2 separate regions of the Mus musculus genome follow, and region 1 is linked to region 2. Evidence: chromatin loops called from intact Hi-C (ENCODE). Cell type or tissue: left cerebral cortex. All regions are shown on one strand. Each heading gives the region's core, and the rest is flanking DNA. Links, peaks and the distances in the headings are about the cores only.

What was found. Hi-C counts contacts between places; a loop is a spot of excess contacts. Peaks named below come from ENCODE experiments on the same cell type or tissue, not always from the same donor. Only the 100,000 strongest peaks of a DNase experiment are listed, where the experiment ranks them.
Region 1: it touches region 2 in a loop (8-fold over the local background); 3 of 42 quality-filtered maps call a loop at or near these places.

Annotation. Positions count from the first base shown.
Region 1 is chr1:143,635,327-143,644,348 of GRCm38, reverse strand. All of the region lies in intron 10 of Cdc73 (cell division cycle 73, Paf1/RNA polymerase II complex component), which reads left to right. B3galt2 (UDP-Gal:betaGlcNAc beta 1,3-galactosyltransferase, polypeptide 2) reads right to left here and starts at 3,652. Exons shown (of 2, transcript NM_020025.4): 1 at 3,007-3,652. In left cerebral cortex, for the core only: no CTCF peak of the experiment used is centred there; DNase peaks (open chromatin) are centred at 2,355, 3,153 and 3,602; H3K4me3 peaks cover 2,652 bases; H3K27ac peaks cover 2,526 bases.
Region 2 is chr1:143,497,109-143,506,130 of GRCm38, reverse strand. It overlaps Gm35303 (a long non-coding RNA gene), which reads left to right. Exons shown (of 3, transcript XR_387454.2): 2 at 605-660; 3 at 1,311-1,681. Among named protein-coding and RNA genes, the nearest start is that of Gm35303, 16 kb to the left of the region's middle. In left cerebral cortex, for the core only: no CTCF peak of the experiment used is centred there; DNase peaks (open chromatin) are centred at 2,430, 3,165 and 4,058.

The DNA.
Region 1 (9,022 bases), core at 1,723-5,722, 140 kb before region 2:
AGTTACTAGCCTATACCTCAAACCTAAAAAAGTATTTAATCTCTCACACACACACACACACACACACACACAAAAGCACACATGTGCGCGCACACACACACAGACAGTAGTTTCTAAAAAATCTAATTTAGTCTTAGTTTTATTTACGTGAATTTAAATCTTACCATTCTATATAAAGACCAAAGCTATTACATTCTTTGCAACATGGTTTCTGCATGATATGAGTTTGAAATTACGGAGCTTCATGGCCTGATTTAGAAACAAATTTTCATGACTGTACTTATAACTAGATGTAATTCTACTTAAAGCAGAAAACTATTTTAAAGAGTACATATGAAAATTACTTTATGTGGTAGATAATGACCCCCCCACCCCCCACTTCATAATGAGAGTACTGGGTATTAAAGGGTTATGTATATAAATTTAAAAGTGAAGTTACTTTGGAAAGTTCATTTGATCTGTTTCAAGTATTATAAATATAAATGTATCAGCTTTGTGTTGATTTAACAATGCTTAGAACATGACTGAGATCTAGTCATTCAGATACTTTAAAAGTGCAAACTTTAAAGAAAAACAGTTCAAAATGAATTAAATTCCAGGTAGGATATTTCAATGAATGGATAAAAGACCTTAAAGGGATGAAGTATTGTAGTAAGACACATTGTTTACAAGAAAACAGTGTCCCTGAAGTGAAATTGTAAAGTGTTTGAATATTATAGGAATATTACAGATTTCAACCTATAAAATATAAAACACCCTTAAATTATTTATAATTAAGACAGAAAAGATATATTAAAAAATCTATTCAAAGACATGGCAAAATTTTTAATTCTTAGTTTTGTTGTTATTCAAGAACTAATATTCAACAATTTTATTGCAATTTTATATATATTCTTATGTGGTTCTATTATGATTTTATAAGATGGAGGTATGTTTTAATTTAAATTTTATAAGAATTGTATGTTTGTAAATATTAATCTAGGAGAGCTTGGAATTCCTGTACAAATACACCTATTTGATAACCTCCTACTGATAAATGAAACGTATGCATCTAGCCTTAAATTCATTTTTTTTCTAAAGTTTCTCAGGATAGAGATCTGTCTTTCTCTGTCTCCGTGTCTGTGTGTCTGTGTGTGTATGCTGTTAAGAAAGTAAAATTGCTGTAACTATTCCTCTTTTTGTTAGATGATAAAATTATTCACAGGTTAATGCCTGTTGAATATTAGTTCTTGGAAATAAGAAAACTAAGAGTTAAAATTTTGCCATGTCTTTTAATAGATTTTAAAAAAATAGATGTTTTCTGTTTTAATTATTATGATTTAAGTGTGTGTTTACCTCTTATAGACCGAAATTTGTAAGGATGTTACTATTTAATGTATCCTCCTATAGAGTTTCTGTCCTTTGACTTTTAAAAGTTGATATAAATATATTAGTTTCTAAAGACAGTCCCAGAGTTAAATGATGGTTTGATAAGAAACACTTGTATACTTTTAAAGCTTTGAAATATTTAGTTTATAAAGCTTAATTTCTAATAAAGATACCAACAGAGGCTGGATTTTTTTAAAAATTATTTTTGATTAGTTTCTGATTGTAATTTTTATCAGAATAAAGATACTTAGTTATGACTAGGAATCTCTTGATATATGACAAAGTCTAATACACTCATTCAGTCTTAATTCTACAACACACACAGTGCTTCCACAGGGGTTTTTTTTTTGGCTTTGTGATTGTTAGGGTAGTAAGTTTTATGAAAGTGAGAGGAAGAATCAAAATACGTAGAAAGGTTTGTAAGATTTTAGGAATATCTTTGAGTCCCTGACCCCGAGCACTCTAACGTTGATTGTTCCCAGGGTAGTTTATTCTGTCCTGCAGACACATGTAGAGGCAGTAGGCAGGTCATTATCACATGTAAATAAAGCTTAGAAACCTACTGTGGATATTATTTGACCTTGTATTTGACCATTATTAATATGTGCTGTATATTAAGCTATTTTATGTTAGTTTTTTTTTTTCCATTTTTTATTAGGTATTTAACTCATTTACATTTCCAATGCTATACCAAAAGTCCCCCATATCCACCCACCCCCACTCCCCTGCCCACCCACTCCCCCTTTTTGGCCCTGGTATTCCCCTGTACTGGGGCATATAAAGTTTGCAAGTATGTTAGTTTTTTAATTTCACTTTTATAATTAACTCCAGGAACAGTCTTACACTTGATTATTTAGAATCACTCTGTTACTTAAAAACTCCCTGTTTCACCAATCTATTTAGAGCAACTATTGATCTCTCTTTGTTAAAGTTGTATTCATTGATACTGTAATAACATGTGACTGACTACTGTGGTGGTGTTATGCTTTGCATAAACTCACTAGCGTTTTAATCTGATGGCTAATGTTGTAACTTGTAGTATCTCCTTGTAGCTCAGTAACACTTAAAATTTGCTGATGTACTCCTGAATTGTTTCTATCTCTCTCTGAAGAGATAGATATTACAGAGAATATATTACTATGAACTAAGATTTTGTTTTGAAGAGATTTTCTAAAAATACCTCAAGATAATAAGATCATATTTATGCTATTTAATATAATTTTACCCCACTGTCTCTTGATAACCATTTTAAAGAAGGTGCTTTAATTTATTAGATAAGGAATCAATTTGACCTAATTTGCTAGAGAATTGCTGTTTTTTTAAAAAAAAGGCTAGAGAGCTCTTTTTTTTTTTCTTTTTAGTTTAATTTCTCAGACATTCTTTTCAGTAAATCTAGTTACTATTTGGTTTTCCTTGTAATGTTACAATCCTGCAGAATTACTCCCAGTTATTTAATTGAATAAAGCAACGACAGCTTGTCTAGTAGAAAAGGCAAATTTAAAATCGTGTATTTAGAAAGCCTTTCATAGTTTGAAGGGCAGTGGACTGTATGAACTTGTTTATCAAGTGTATCAGTGCCTGTATGGTTAGGAAATTAAAACACATTTAATGAACATCATACACAAGACAGCAACATACCTTTCTTTCTTGGTCAGACCATTAGATGGAGAGGATTATGTCTACTGAAAATACTTTTGGCACGCCATCACTTCAGCAAAAAACGATGCTATCGAACATGCGCACATCCCCCAACAGTCTGCCTCCTGTGATTGCTTTTCACAGTATCCAAAGTGTCCATCTGTCGGGGTGTCTTCAAGTTACCCTTCTTGTTCATATGTCTATATCTTATAGTCTTCAGAGATTTTTCCTTTCTTTCATTTTCTCTCTTTCACTAAACAAAAGAGCTGTAGCTGTCTGTTGTATTTGGTGCACAGTTGACTCTTTCCGACAGTTGATGCATTGAAGCTCTTTACATCTGCTGTATTCCCGGCTGGACAATGCAGTGCTGTATTCTCTTCTCAGTATCCATATTTCTAGTAATAGCGCTGAGCTGCAATGTTAAGCAGCAGAGCTGTGGTTTAGTGTTTCAGTTGCATTGGGGGAAAAAAAAAGGCTTTGCCTTTCTCCGTCGTGGTTGCCTGGCAGCTGCAGGAAGGATTTTTGAGCTGTTTTCCTGGGGTTTTGGTCTGTAATGTGAAATGCACCGTTCTTCCGTGCTGCACAGGCAGGCAGCAGTTTAAATGTGGGCTTGACAGATGCTGTCTCTGACAGAGCAGAATTTAACGTCACTGCTTGGCTGAGTCCCACGTGATTGTTTGCGTTCATTTTGACTAAAAACCCGAGGTAGGAGAAAGCTTAGAAATCTTCCTCTTATGTGACACATCATATTTATTCAGAACAAATACAAGCATTAGGATGAAATGGAGGTTATGGTTTTTTAATCTTTATTTGAACTTATGCACAGGCTTTCTAAATATTTCTGTGTTGGACGGTGGCTTTCATGTGTCTTAGAGACTTTTTTAGAGCAGAAGTAATAAAAGCTTTTACATGTAAGTTGGTGTAGTTTAACTCTTTCAGTGCATTCCTGCTCTTACAGTTTTTGTCTGATTGTTCTGATTTGCTAGTCTAGTTAAAACTCCTTCATTATCTATTGTCTATAACTTAGATTTCCTCCCCTGTTTTCTCCAGCTTATCTAAGTCAGCTGCCTGCACTTACTTCATGTTGCGATACTGCCTACTTTTTTGCTCTGTGCAGTTTTTAGTGTTCTTGAAAGTAGTAAATTTAATTTTAAATCACTTTCTTGTTATCAATATTAATTTTTTTTCATGTAAAATAATGTGTATCACAGAATTAAAAATGATATAGTACATAGAACACACATGAATAGATTTTCTTGAAGATTGGTGAGTAGTTCTGCAGGATTGGTTGCATTTTGACTAAAAACCTTAGGTAGAGACAACCTTGGAACTTTGCTTCTTATATAGAAAATAGTATGCTTATATAGATTGCAGATGTGTGTTTAAATAAGTATAGTGATGCGCTAGAGTCTGTTGCTTCTAATAATGTTTAATACTTTAGAAAATGGTTTAGTAAAATGCCATCAAACAGTTTTTTTTTTTTTCCCTTACATATTAGAGACTCTGAAATCCTTCTCTGGTATACTTAACTAAGTGCCTGGACATTTGGGCACCCCCCCCAACCCCCCCCAGGAGAGCACTCGGCAGGCATGTTTGTTACTTGTTTTTATGGCTATAACTAACAATTCCCCTCTGATATTCTAAAGACAGTAACTATATAGTTTTAGAGCTTATGCTATATATTTTAGGGATACGGACTTTATCCATTTTCACAGACCATGATATATTATTTCAGGTGAATAAAAATTACATTTCCTCTAATAGTATTCAATTACTCATCTTCATGTGTTAATTCCAGTGTGCTTTCTTGGTTTAGGTATACCCTATAACTGTCCTAGTTTGTGTCTTACTCCCCCTAGAAATGATAAGATGGTAAAAAAGAAGGAAAAAGAAAAGTATAAGGAGAAACTTAAAGCTTAGAACTTTGGCTTTCCTAAGTTAGAAGAGGAATAAAACCCGTGTTTCTTAGTATTTGGCTCTTAAAGCTATATACTATATTCTTCACTGTCTTTTTTTCTTGTCTTCATAGACAAATTATTGATTCTGCTTAAATTATTCCTCCAAAGTAGAAGTGGCCTTTTTAATATCAGTGATTCCTAATATTAGGGCTTAACTGAGGTTAGAGGTCTGTACAATTATTGTCTATTCCAAATTAGATTGAGCTATAAGTACCTGAGCTGGTTGTAAATGATATTCGCTTATGATAGCTTAATTTTCTAATATCTACTTTACAGATGAGATACTGGTACCCAGAGTTCTGTAACCTAAATACCAGCTAATTACTGATAGGAAAGATGGTTAGTTTAAAATTTTGAAACAGGATTATTTAAATTTTTAAAATCTGAATTCCTGTAATCCACTCTTAAACATTATACTACATGGCTGCTGAAGAAATTGTGAATGTTCCCACCCAAATATTGACATAGTACCCCAGGAATCATTAGTAGAATACTGAATGCATTTTGACTTTTTTCATTAAATGTTAACACTACACTGCTTTATGCTAACATGCACATTAAAGCACAGCTTATTAATTATTGGTAATATGAGGATGACTGAATACATTTTCCATCCTTTTTCTAGGGAAGGAGAAAATAACTATTCTGCCAATTATTTTTAGAATATTTTAAATCCATCCTTTGATGATACTTAGAGCAGGACAGTGCTAGCTAGATAAGTTCTCTACTTTGGATCTGTACCCCCCACAATGTCTTTCTTTAATTCTATTAAAAGGTGTTTTTATTTTTAATTTACAGTAGTTATTACATATTGGTGAGGTACCAGTGAGACATTTTATACAATGTGTACTGATCATCCCAGAACAACTGGCATATATGTCATCTCTGAGATGTCCTATTTTTGGTACTGAATTGGATTTATTATGGATCTCAGTTACTAAGGGCTTTATGGATAACTCAATAATGATTCCTGTCTATGTTGGGTTCAAGCCTGAATTACCGACTAGTGAGAATTTTGTTTTTACTGCTTTCTATTGAGCAAGTGTTTATATGACAAGGAGATCCCTAAGATTGGTAACCAGGCCTAGTGTGTATCAGGCATAGTACTCATGTATGTATACAGTAAGCAAGAATTTAAATAAGATCAACTTTTTTTTCTTAAAATTTAAGTTGACTAACAGCTTACAGTATAGAAAAATAGTAGCAATGATATAAACTTTTTTTTTTTTTTTTTTTTTTCGAGGCAGGGTTTCTCTGTGTAGCCCTGGCTATCCTGGAACTCACTCTGTAGACCAGGGTGGCCTCAAACTCAGAAATCTGCCTGCCTCTGCCTCCCAGGTGCTGGGATTAAAGGCGTGCACCACCACTGCCCTGCTGATATAAACTTTTCTTCAGTGATGTTTTCTAAGAACTTCAGGTTTCCAGGCAAGAGAAATGATAAAAATGTGTTATGTTTCAACCTTGTCAAACCTTCTTTCTTTAGTTTAGTTTCTTTTAAATCTGAATTCTGTGGTTAAACTAATTCCATCTAATTTTGCAAATTTTGCCTTGCTAGGTTTTCTATTTGTTAGTGGTGTATTAAGTATTGCTTATATAGGTCTGTTTTTATTTTTTATAACACAGGCCTAAGGGGGAGAAAAGGTATCCATTATTTTGGACATTTTGATCCAAGCCATCTATCTAACTGGTTGTTGTTGTTGTTTATTTGTTTAATTTTTTGTTTTAAAGTTTTCCTAGACATGTCTATAATTAACTCTTAAGGAATTGAAATTTATAGAAGAGGTTTGGAAAGCTACCTAATTTCTTATTTCTACTAAATACACAAAAAATATTCCTTTGTTCACAGAGTTTCTGATTCTGAGTGGTTTGCATGATATAAAATAGCAGTAACTTTGGGAATCATCTGTTTATTGTTATGTGTAAGTTCCATCATGTATCCTTGATTTTAAAAAGATTGACATGAAATGGGGTTAGAATACTTCAAACAGTGAGCTATTGGAGTTGAATAACACAAGAAGGGAACCAAAAGTCCAGTCCTGCCTCCATTGGTCTCCATTCTGTTTGTGTTTTAGTGTGGCTCCTATGTTTGATGCTCGTATATTTTATTTCAGCCCAAGACAAGAACTAAATACTTTTTCATTTCAGTACTAGATTTTGAAACAGGTCTGATTTTCATGTTTATTATAAAATTGCTATTTTACATAGTTATCTATGGACTGGAAATTAATCACCACTAATTTCATAGCTCCAGCTAACCAACATCAGTTGTCCCAGTATTCCCTTCTATTTTGGACTCTAAACCCAGTGGTACCTGGCCAACACTGCCAGAGTTCTGCTGCTTGTTGGAGCTGGAACATGGCCTGCCTTGTTCTAGTACATTATCACCAGCCTTTTGTTTCCCAAATTCTTCACTGTCTAGGTTTGGCTGTCCTGGAACTTGCTCTGTAGATTGACCTTGAAGTCACAGATCTGTATGTCTTTGTCATTTGAATGCTGGGATTAAATGTGTGTACTATCACCTGGACCTAAGCTTTTCTCTAATCAGAACTTGGTCTGTACCAGGCTGGCCTCGAACACAGGTTTGCCTCTATCTCTTGGGATTAAAGGCTTTAATACCTTGCCTGGATCTAAGCTTTTTACAGCTACTATTTCTCAAAATCCAGGTCAAAAACCTGTGTCTTCCATTTCTGGATTGTAGCTTATTCCAGATTAAAAGTCCAAATAAAAGCAATAACCAGATAATAAAAAAAGCCTAGATATATTTATTCCTTGTTCAATGGCAAATGCATAAACACCCAGCTTATCTGGGTGACTTCTTATCCAAAAGTCACCAAACATACTCTTAATCTGTTTATCTCCTTGAACATAGGAGTCAGCTCCATTCTACTTCATGGCACAGTGCTCCTTTATTCTATGTACCATACGTTTTATACTTTTGTTTTTGAAGCTTGCTCATTTTCACCAAGAGGCTCTTCATAAAAGTGAACTTTAGTAACCATGTAACAGAATTCATACCAGGTTTATTTGAGACTTCCCTTGTCAAAGCAATTAATCTAAATCTCTCCACCTTAGCCTCAGGCAGACTCTCTGGACAATGGGAAAAATCTACATTCTTCACCAAAATATCATAAAAACAGTCTCTCAGCCACATATAAAATGCTTCTCCTCTGAAACATTTGTAGCCAGGCTTCCACAGTTCAAATCACCATCAGCAACAAATTCCTCTATATTCCTGCTAGAATAGCTCTTTAAGCCCCACTTAAAGATTTCCACTGCTTTCCAAATCCAGAGTCCCCAAATCCACATTCTTCCAAAGTATAGCATGGTCAGACCTATCAGAGCAGTACCCACTCCTGGTACCAACTTCCAACTTTGTTAGGGTTTCATTGCTGTGAAGAGACACTGTGACCACAGTAACTCTTAAAAAGGACAACATTTAATTGGGGCTGGCTTACAGGCCCAGAGGTTCAGTTCACTGTCATGGCAGGCAGGTATGGCACTGGAGGAGCTGAGAGCTCTGCTTCTTGTTCCAAGGGCAGCTAGAAGACATGCTGCCTAATAGTGTCACTCCCTGGGCCAAGCACATTCAAACAACCACCACAGGGTTATTACATCTTTTTAACTTGAGATTATGTGTCATTTCTCCATTTTGGCATTTTTGTAGGAAAAAGGTTAGGATTGACTTTAAAATAGACTAGGTTGTATCTAATGTATACATGGCCTTAAGCTTGATCCTCAGCCCTTCATTGAAAATTGACTTCAAAAGTTATAAAAGTAGTACCATTTTTGAAAATACTATTTTATTTAGCAACTAAACAAATTATTAAAATTTTTACTTCCCTTTAGTAGTTGTTCACTGGTAACGTTCATTTTCATTACTATACCTTCTTTTAAAATAATATAAAAGATAAGGAGGGCTTTTGTTTGCTTGTTTGTTTTGCCTCATGGTTTTAGGGTCTATTTTGTTAAGATGGACTGCCATCACCAGCAGCTCTGACTGTGTCACTGGTAAATTTTTTAGGGGTGGGACTTTTTGAGACTGGATCTCATATGTTGCT
Region 2 (9,022 bases), core at 2,036-6,035:
CTAATGGATGGATCACAGGGCTCCCAATGGAGGAGCTAGAGAAAGAACCCAAGGAGCTAAAGGGATCTGCAACCCTATAGGTGGATCAACATTAATTACTAACCAGTACCCCGGAGCTCTTGGCTCTAGCTGCATATGTATCAAAAGATGGCCTAGTCGGTCATCACTGGAAAGAGAGGCCCATTGGACACGCAAACCTTATATGCCCCAGTACAGGGGAACGCCAGGGCCAAAAAGGGGGAGTGGGCGGGTAGGGGAGTGGGGGTGGGTGGGTATGTGGGACTTTTTTGTATAGCATTGGAAATGTAAATGAGCTAAATACCTAATAAAAAATGAAAAAAAAAAAAAAAAGAAATAGAACCAGTCATCAATAGTCTCCCAACCAAAAAAAGCCCAGGAATAGTCCTCTTTCTTGACTTTGCAGTTATTTCCAGTGCTTTAACTCACCTTTGTGTCTGATTTTCCTAATTGAATAATTTAGTAGGAACCTCACATTTAATAAGCCTATAACATACCTACTTTTTTTTTTTTTTAATAAGAAACCGATTGTGTCATCTTAGGTATCTGGTTACTTGATGCCTTTTTCTTCCCCTTTTATATCTAGTGGTTACCCTTATCCATGGAAGACATATGGCTACTCAACAGAATCCTGAAACCATGGTGAGCACAAAATCTTATCTACATATTATAGACATGTAATACTTTCTCTCTCTCTATCTCTCTCACTCTCTCTCTCTCTCTCACACACACACACACACACACACACATACACACACACACACACACTCATACAATTTTAATCTATGGATTAACAATATTAACAATAATAACTACAAATAAAACCAAATAACTTTAACAGTATACTGTAATAAGTTATGTGAATATAGTCTCTGTCTTGGAAACTATCTTACAGTGCTGTAGAATAAGTGTGTGAACGTGGGAAGGTGGGTGTGTAAAGCTAGTGTCCAACTCATTAGTAAGTTCAAACATCTGCAGTTCAAAAACAATCCTCCAGTCTGTCTCCTTCCTTTCATCTTTCCAGTTTTTGTTCACACAAGCCACTGCTGACTAGAACACCTCTTCAGTAGCCTCTGAGTGGCAGCTCTGCTTTTTTTTTTTCTTTTTTCCCCCTTTACTGAGAGTTTGCCACACAGAAGTTGAGGTGTTCTATATGATAGTCATAAATCATTTTGCTGTGCCCCTCTCTCGTCTGCCACTGGGATAAAATTCAGAGACATTCCTATGGTTTTCAAAGTGTTTATATTCTAATTGTGGCCTCTCTTTACCTTATGTTGTTCTGCCTTTCACAGGAACTTCCCACCTCTGACCTTGTACATCATTCAGGCCAGGATGTGACTGAACCTGGGGCTGTTTGAACTTGTATCTTCTCAGTTTTGTCATGGCTACTTCATCTTGTTTTCAGATGTCAGCTCTGAGATGTAACAGTGGGTACCTCTCTTGCTCCATCACATTCTCTAAATTACCATCTCTCTAGATCTTAAAATATGTGAAATGATTTGTCATCTGGGTTCCCCTGTGCTCCACCCCCGACTCCTAGGACAGAGGTTCCCCAGGGGCTGAGTTACAAACCTTGTTTTTTTTTCCTTACTCTGTGATATATTGGCAGGGCTTGGAATTGTGCTTAATAAAATATAAGACTGAAATGAATATGTACAGATATGTATTCATAAAAGTAAAAAAAAGAACTAAAATGGTTTTGCCATGGAGATATCGAATAATGAATGTACATAATACCAATGGGCACAGAGAGAAAAACATTATTATTATTGTTTTGAACTCGAAGTTGATCAGGAGAGAAAGATAGGGAAGAGTCTAGGAAGAGGCCTGGTGGGGGGTGGGGTGGGGTGGGAAAGAGGCAGGAATGGTTTTGTTATTATTGCAGACATGCCAGTCTCCTGTTCACCATGAAGTCTTCTTCCAAGTGCTGATTCTCTGAGACAGTACGTTGTCAACTTGAAAATGCTATGTTCCATGAATCTTAAGTGGCAATCAATACTTTCTCTTCAAAAAAAGGAGAGTTTCAATTAAGTTTTAGAAAGTAATGTTATCTATGAGATGTAAGTAATATGTTAACATTGTGCTAGATTCTAAAGAGCTGAGAACATTAACTTGGAATGTGCTGAGCTAGTGGTAAGGTGATATCCGGCCTGCAGTTGCCAGAGGATTTTTTCCCCCTTGGTCTTGTCATCACGTAGAAGAGAGAATGTAAGGGAGTCTGGGTCAATTAATTGCCTGCCTGGGTACTGCCCTGTCTATTTCAGGCAGGGTAAACTGAAGAGGGCTGGGTGGTTTACTATTTAAGTAGCTTCTTGCTGGCGAAGCTCAGTTTCTAAATCCTAGAGACCATATGTGTTAGTTTAATCAGAGTTTGGCCCGGAGGAGATTTAAATGAAAGGAAATTCTACAATTAGAAGGTGTGGAAGTAGCAAGCCGGCTAAATCAAGCCCTTCGAGAGGCAGTGTGGGCTGGGGAGATTACATTCTCAGGACGGATAATAAGCTCCGGTTTTAAATTCCTGATTCTTACTAGCATCTGTGTCTGGGTTCTACGGGAGTGGGGGTTTGTCTCAGGCCGTCTCTCCTAGCTTTCCTTACAAAGGCCTCACCTGAAAAGGGGCAGAGTCCCATACTCGCTAAAGATATGAGTGCAGTTTGTAGCAAAGTGTTGAATAAGGAGGTTTTGCTTTAAAATAGGGTCTTTAGCTTTTTCCAAAGGTTTGTTTTCTCGTTCAGTCAGGCTGGCCTTTCAACTCGGTTCTGAGCTTTGAATCGTCTTTAGTTAGTTTATGTTGACCCAGAACTGCTCAGGGACTTGCTCAAATGGAAGGGGTATGGGGCCGAGCCTGGCTGTATTCCCAGGGTGGTAGGGAGATTGAAGAACGTGGAAGCCAAATTTAGAAGTTTTCAGGGATGTGTCTTTGGTGATAGGTAACACCCTACCAACAGCAACCTTGAAATGGAGGAGCATACATTAAATAAAATAATAGTACCAAAAAAAAAAAAAAAAGCAGAATAGCTCACCACTGGACAATTTGAAAGTTGTGTGGATATGCTTTGCTTTGTTCACATGTATACGGGACAAGCTCTGCCCCTCCCCCAATCCCGTCCTAGCGATCATTTGTTTTGTCACTATCCCTGTCTTCCTAAACAAAGGATGAGTGATTCTATCCACATCTGATTTCGCGAGCATGACTTGCAAATCACTAAAGGTGAAGGGATGAATATAATAACCTGACCACAGGAGTTTAGAGCAGGCAAATATATGTAAAGAATTCAATTCTATGCAGTATTTGAGCTATAATAGTATGTTCAATTGAAAGAGAGATGGCTGATGGGGGTGGGAAGCTTAAACATGCATGAGCTGTGGGAGAAGACTTGAACTGTATTCAGGGAGAAGACAATCATATGCCAACCAACTGATTATGCCCACTTTCTGGGCATAATTTTCCTATTAGGGCCTACTCCAGTCTAGCTTTCATCCAGTCAGGTCCTGTACATAGTCCTGTCAGAGAAAATTCTAAATCAATGATAATGTGGTCTTTATTTGACTCAAATATATTAAGTAGAACACTTCCTTTTAAAGAAGGATGTCAGGGACATAAAAGGGGGAACTTTGTGATGCAGTAAATAGAAACGACGGTCCCTTTGGTGTTTTGCTACATTTGCCAGCTTCAATTCGTACTTCTACTTGACTCTTCTCTTTGATGCAGACTCACAAAATGTTTTAGAAAAGGAAAGTACCAACGCATGATAAAAATTTACTTTTGAAATGGATTTGAATTAGGTCTTGCCTTAGATAAGTTTGTTCACATTAAGCTGCTTTGAACTGTAGCTTCTATTTAGTACCGGGGCTATATAAACACAATTAGTAAAACTCTGTGCAGTGAACCAAAATGGAGATGAGATTACCTTAAATCAAAATCTTGTGATAATTCTTGTTGAAATTGGAGGAATCTGAAGTGAGTTCTTCTTTTTCCCTTTATGCTGTAATGGCTCCAGTTTAAATTATGTTATTCAAAGGGTACCAGAGCTTTCATACATTATTCATCCACAAAGATTTAGCTATTTCGAGCCACATCCTCTGAAAACGAATGAGTTGAGTAAAATGGTTTTCAAAGCATTCATAAATACCTCTTGGCTTTCCATAACTAATTGTGGTATCTGTGTAAGGGACACTTGCTTCCTGCTACCAAGTTATCACACCTAATAATTTCCCTTTCTAAGATAATTTGCGGATAAGTTTGTTCTCATTCTGTTGATCACAGTAAGTTCAAAACAGAGAAACAAAGAGTATATCTCCAGGGGTTTCAGCACCTTTTGACTCTTCCCGTGTGATCCAGTCTTTTCTTAAATATCCATGACCTCAAGCCTTTCAGGCAAAGCAATATATCTTTTCTCCTTATGTCCTTCTACCTCTGTGGATACTCACAGTCATGGGTGTATTTTCTGAGATACTCTAGCTCATGTATTTTTGTTATACTCAGGACTATACACAGGGCCTGGAGAAATGACTTAGTGGTTATTAGCTGTTGCTTCTCCTCCAGATGATTCAGGCTTGACGATTTACCTCTAATTCCAGAAGATTCATTTCCCTCTTCTGGTGTCTTGGGGCACCAGGCATGCAGAAGGGAAGCAGGCAGATATGCAGGCAAAAACTCATGGATATAAAATATTTTTTTATATTAAAAAGATTTTAAAAGTTTATCCTAAGGAGGAATATTTCAAATTTGCCATTTTCTGCAAAAGTTTTTCCTATTTGGGCCACTTTGTTCTATTGTTTGACACAGAGGCTCCTCTGGTAATCAATAATCTATAATTATGATTCGGAAAAAAATCATTAGCAAAGCTACTCAGTAGTCACATATGTGAAGAATTTTATAAAGCACATATTCTGGAAGCTTGTGGAAAAGATAACTTTCACATGATTAAATGATGGCTTCTGTACTCATCATCTGGGTATAGATAACTCAACATACCCAGCAAGCATCATTTGGTTTGACTGGTGTTCCAGTGCAATGTGGTCTACATTTGTCAGGTTTTAGTCACTTTCTTTCTTTCCTTTTCTTTTTCTTTCTCCTTTTCTTTTCTTTTCTCTTCTCTTCTCTTCTCTTCTCTTCTCTTCTCTTCTCTTCTCTTCTCTTCTCTTCTCTTTTCTTTTCTTTTTCTCTTCTCTTTCCTTCCTTCCTCCCCCTCTCTCTTTCTTCCTTCCTTCCTTCCTTCCTTCCTTCCTTCCTTCCTTCCTTCCTTCCTTCCTTCCTTTCTTTCTTTCTTTCTTTCTTTCTTTCTTTCTTTCTTTCTTTCTTTCTTTCTTTCTTTCTTTCTTTCTTTCTTTCTTTCTTTCCCCTTCCATGTTTCATGCCTCTGAATTACAGGTTCTGCCCTGAATCTAGATTGGTTCAAACAGGAGGCCAGGTAGAGTAGAAAATCAGCATGTGACCACTTCTATAAGAACAGGTGGAGAGTATTCCAGGAAGAAAAGGGAGCAGGATAAAAGAGTGACAGCAACTGAGGCTGGACCTTGAAGTAAGGAGTCAATGAGTGGGGAAGAGGGAGCAAGGGATGAAGGAAACCAGTTCTGCAGGAAATTTGGAGATGAGTTAAGGAAACTGGAGGGGAGCAGCTGTAGCATATGTAAGAATGAGGGACTATTCAAAGGGAGGACAGTCTTGACCCTGTTTGCTCAGGAAGAGGAATGAACTGGGAGACACAGATGATACAGAACAGTAGCAATAACTGAAAAATTCTTGGAGCTCAGAGAACACACATGAATTCACATGGAGGGCTTAACATTGGCAAGTCGGCAAAATCAGCATGAGTTTCCAGTGAGGAAAGAAACACAGTGAAGATCGATTTTGATGATGTATTTAGTTTTGGCTAGACTATGACATCTTGCTTGTTCAAAGAATAGTCTGTGTGTGTGTGTGTGTGTGTGTGTGTGTGTGTGTGAAGGTGTTTTTCTAAAAAAAAATCGTTATTAGTATTTGAACTTATAAATTCTGAGTAAAGTGGGTTGCTTTAAAATCAACGGAGCTGTTCCAAGCCAGCTGAAGACTTTAAGAGTGAAGGCTGAGATCTTCTGCCTTCAGTTATGCCTTTGGAGTTTTGGATGCTGTATAAAGTTTTCTCTATCTCTCTCTGGCTTTCTGGCCTGTTTCAAACTCCATAACTACTTAAAATACCCCATTCCTTTTCTCTGTTGTTATGTTATTAAAAGTATGTAAATTACAAACAATTCCAGAGAACATAGAGGTGTTCTTGAGACTGACTTCTTTGAGCATACAAACCCTATCGCAATAATCTTGTTTTCTAAAATCACAGCAAAACACTTGATAGTTTGAAACTGCTCAACCAACTGCTTTGCTTGGAAGGGGTACAAAAGGCCTATGAAAGGGTCAGCCAACATTCGGTTCTGTGAGTTCTTTATGAGCAGAGTGTTATAGTTCTGTGACTTCAATGAGAACGGTCAACGATGAGGAATTAAAAACGATTAGTAATATAACAAGCAAAGTATGAACTATGAAGACTACTGACTGGTAGGCCTATGCTGGGTACAAAGATCAGAGAAGCCAGATTGGCTTGATAAGCCTGAGAATTGTGGGAATAGCAAGGGCAGCAGTGACCTTGAAAACACTGAGAGGTTGTTCAATGGAAGTGAACGAATGGTAAGAAAGGAAGGACTTGCTTATGGCATTTATTTATTTATTTATTTTTTATTAGGTATTTTCCTCATTTACATTTTCAATGCTATCCCAAAGGTCCCCCATACCCACCCCCCCAACCCCCTACCCACCCACTCCCCCTTTTTGGCCCTGGCGTTCCCCTGTACTGGGACATATAAAGTTTGCAAGTCCAATGGGCCTCTCTTTGCAGTGATGGCCGACTAGGCCATCTTCTGATACATATGCAGCTAAAGACAAGAGCTCCGGGGTACTGGTTAGTTCATATTGTTGTTCCACCTATAGGGTTGCAGTTCCCTATAGCTCCTTGGGTAATTTCTCTAGCTCCTCCATTAGGGGCCGTGTGACCCATCCAATAGCTGACTGTGATCATCCACTTCTGTGTTTGCTAGGCCCCGGCATAGTCTCACAAGAGAGAGCTATAACTGGGTCCTTTCAGCGAAATCTTGCTAGTGTATTTATATTTCTCAGGATTATAGTATCAGAATGGCTGGGAGTGGCCAACATATGGGAGACAAATCTTGAAATTATTTAATAAGTATGTTTAAATTTTGCTACATATATATATATATATATATATATATTTCTTAACACATAAGAATGTTTTAATAAAGAAAAATGTAAATGTATATCATTTCTTTTTGTGAAAATTTAAGAGTGGCATATGGTATTGGCAAACTATGTTTTTAGGTGTTGGGTAGTAAATATTTTAAGCATGTTTTGAGCATAAAGAGGATTAAAGGGCCTTTTAAAAAAGATTTATTTCCTGGCAAATACAGAAGTGGATGCTCACAGTCATCCATTGACAGAGCACAAGGTCCCCAATGAAGGAGCCAGAGAAATACCCAGGGAGCTGAAGGGGACTGAAGCCCCATAGAAGGAACATAAATATGAATTAACCAGTACCCTCAGAGCTCCTTGGAACTATACCACCAATCAAAGAAAACACATGGTGAAACTTGTGGCTCTAGCTTTATTTGTAGCAGAGGATGGCCTAGTTGGTCATCAATGGGAGGAGAGGCCCTTGGTCATGTGAAGGCTCTATGCCCCAGTATAGGGGGATGCCAGGACTAGGCATGGGAGTAGGTGGGTTGGGAAGCAGGTTGAGGGGGAAGGGGGTAGGGGATTTTCAGAGGGGAAATTAGGAAAGGGGATAACATTTGAAATGTAAATAAAGAAAATATCTAATAAAAAAGATCTATTTCAGTTTTTATTGTGGGTATGTGCACAAGTGAATGCAGGTGAACATGGAGGCAAGAAGAAGGTATCAGAGGCTCTGGAGCTAGAGCTGCAGGTGATTGTGAGCTACTTTCAAACTGGATCCCCTGGGAGAGCAGCAAGTGCTCTTAACCACAGAACCAAATTACTTCAGCTTCTGTGAACACAAATGAGAAGGTCTTCGTATAAACTCAGGTTTTGTAACTTGTTTGCCAAGTCCTGGCCTCAGCTTTGAGAGTGGATCCCCAGGAAGGGGTGTTTGGAAGCAGCAAAAGAATGACTCCAGCTCAATGGTGGGTACAAGCTGACAGTTCTGTGTTCAGCTTGAGTTGGCTCTCTAGACAGCTGTGTAGATGATGTAGATAGCTCAGCGCTTGAAAACCAAAGCGAAGTCTTTTATTTGCATATCAACTCAATCTTTACCCCAGGTTCTCTTTTGATTATCCAACAAATCACCATTTTATGACCTTAGCCCCTTTATTCTTAGAAAAGACACCAAATACATTTTTTTGACATAGCAAATGAACTCAGGAATCTGCCTGCCTTTTGTATCCTTTTGACAAGCTGGCTTGTTAATGCAGCTGCCTTTATTTTCTTAGGTCTGTGAAGCCCCTCATACAATTCATATTGTGCTTATATTTTGCATAGTTGACAAATGATAAATTTTGAAACTTATGTTTTCAGAGTTCTCTCCTACAACCTTTAGGGTCATCCTGAAGGTCACACACGGTAGTCACCATTTTGCTAAGGAACACATTCTCATCGCCTGGCCTTGTGCTGTTTCTAATTGTCATGGAATCATTAACCTTAACAGGGAGAGCATTCCCCGAAGGAGGAGGAATACGAAAGTATGGAGATTATCATACAAACAAGCCTCACGCCCACAGCAACTGACGGCACTGGTCGAGGTCCATGCCCTGCTAGCTCTGCTCCTGGGACGAAAACCATGTCATGCTATCCCTTCCATGTGCCAGGACTTGACATTTGTTGATTAGATTATCTGGACACTAATGTAATTTAAAAAACTATGCTGTCTTACAACATGTGTTTATGATGATCACAGTTAAAGGTTATTGTGAAGATTTTGCAGCTTGTAGAAGTTCTTTT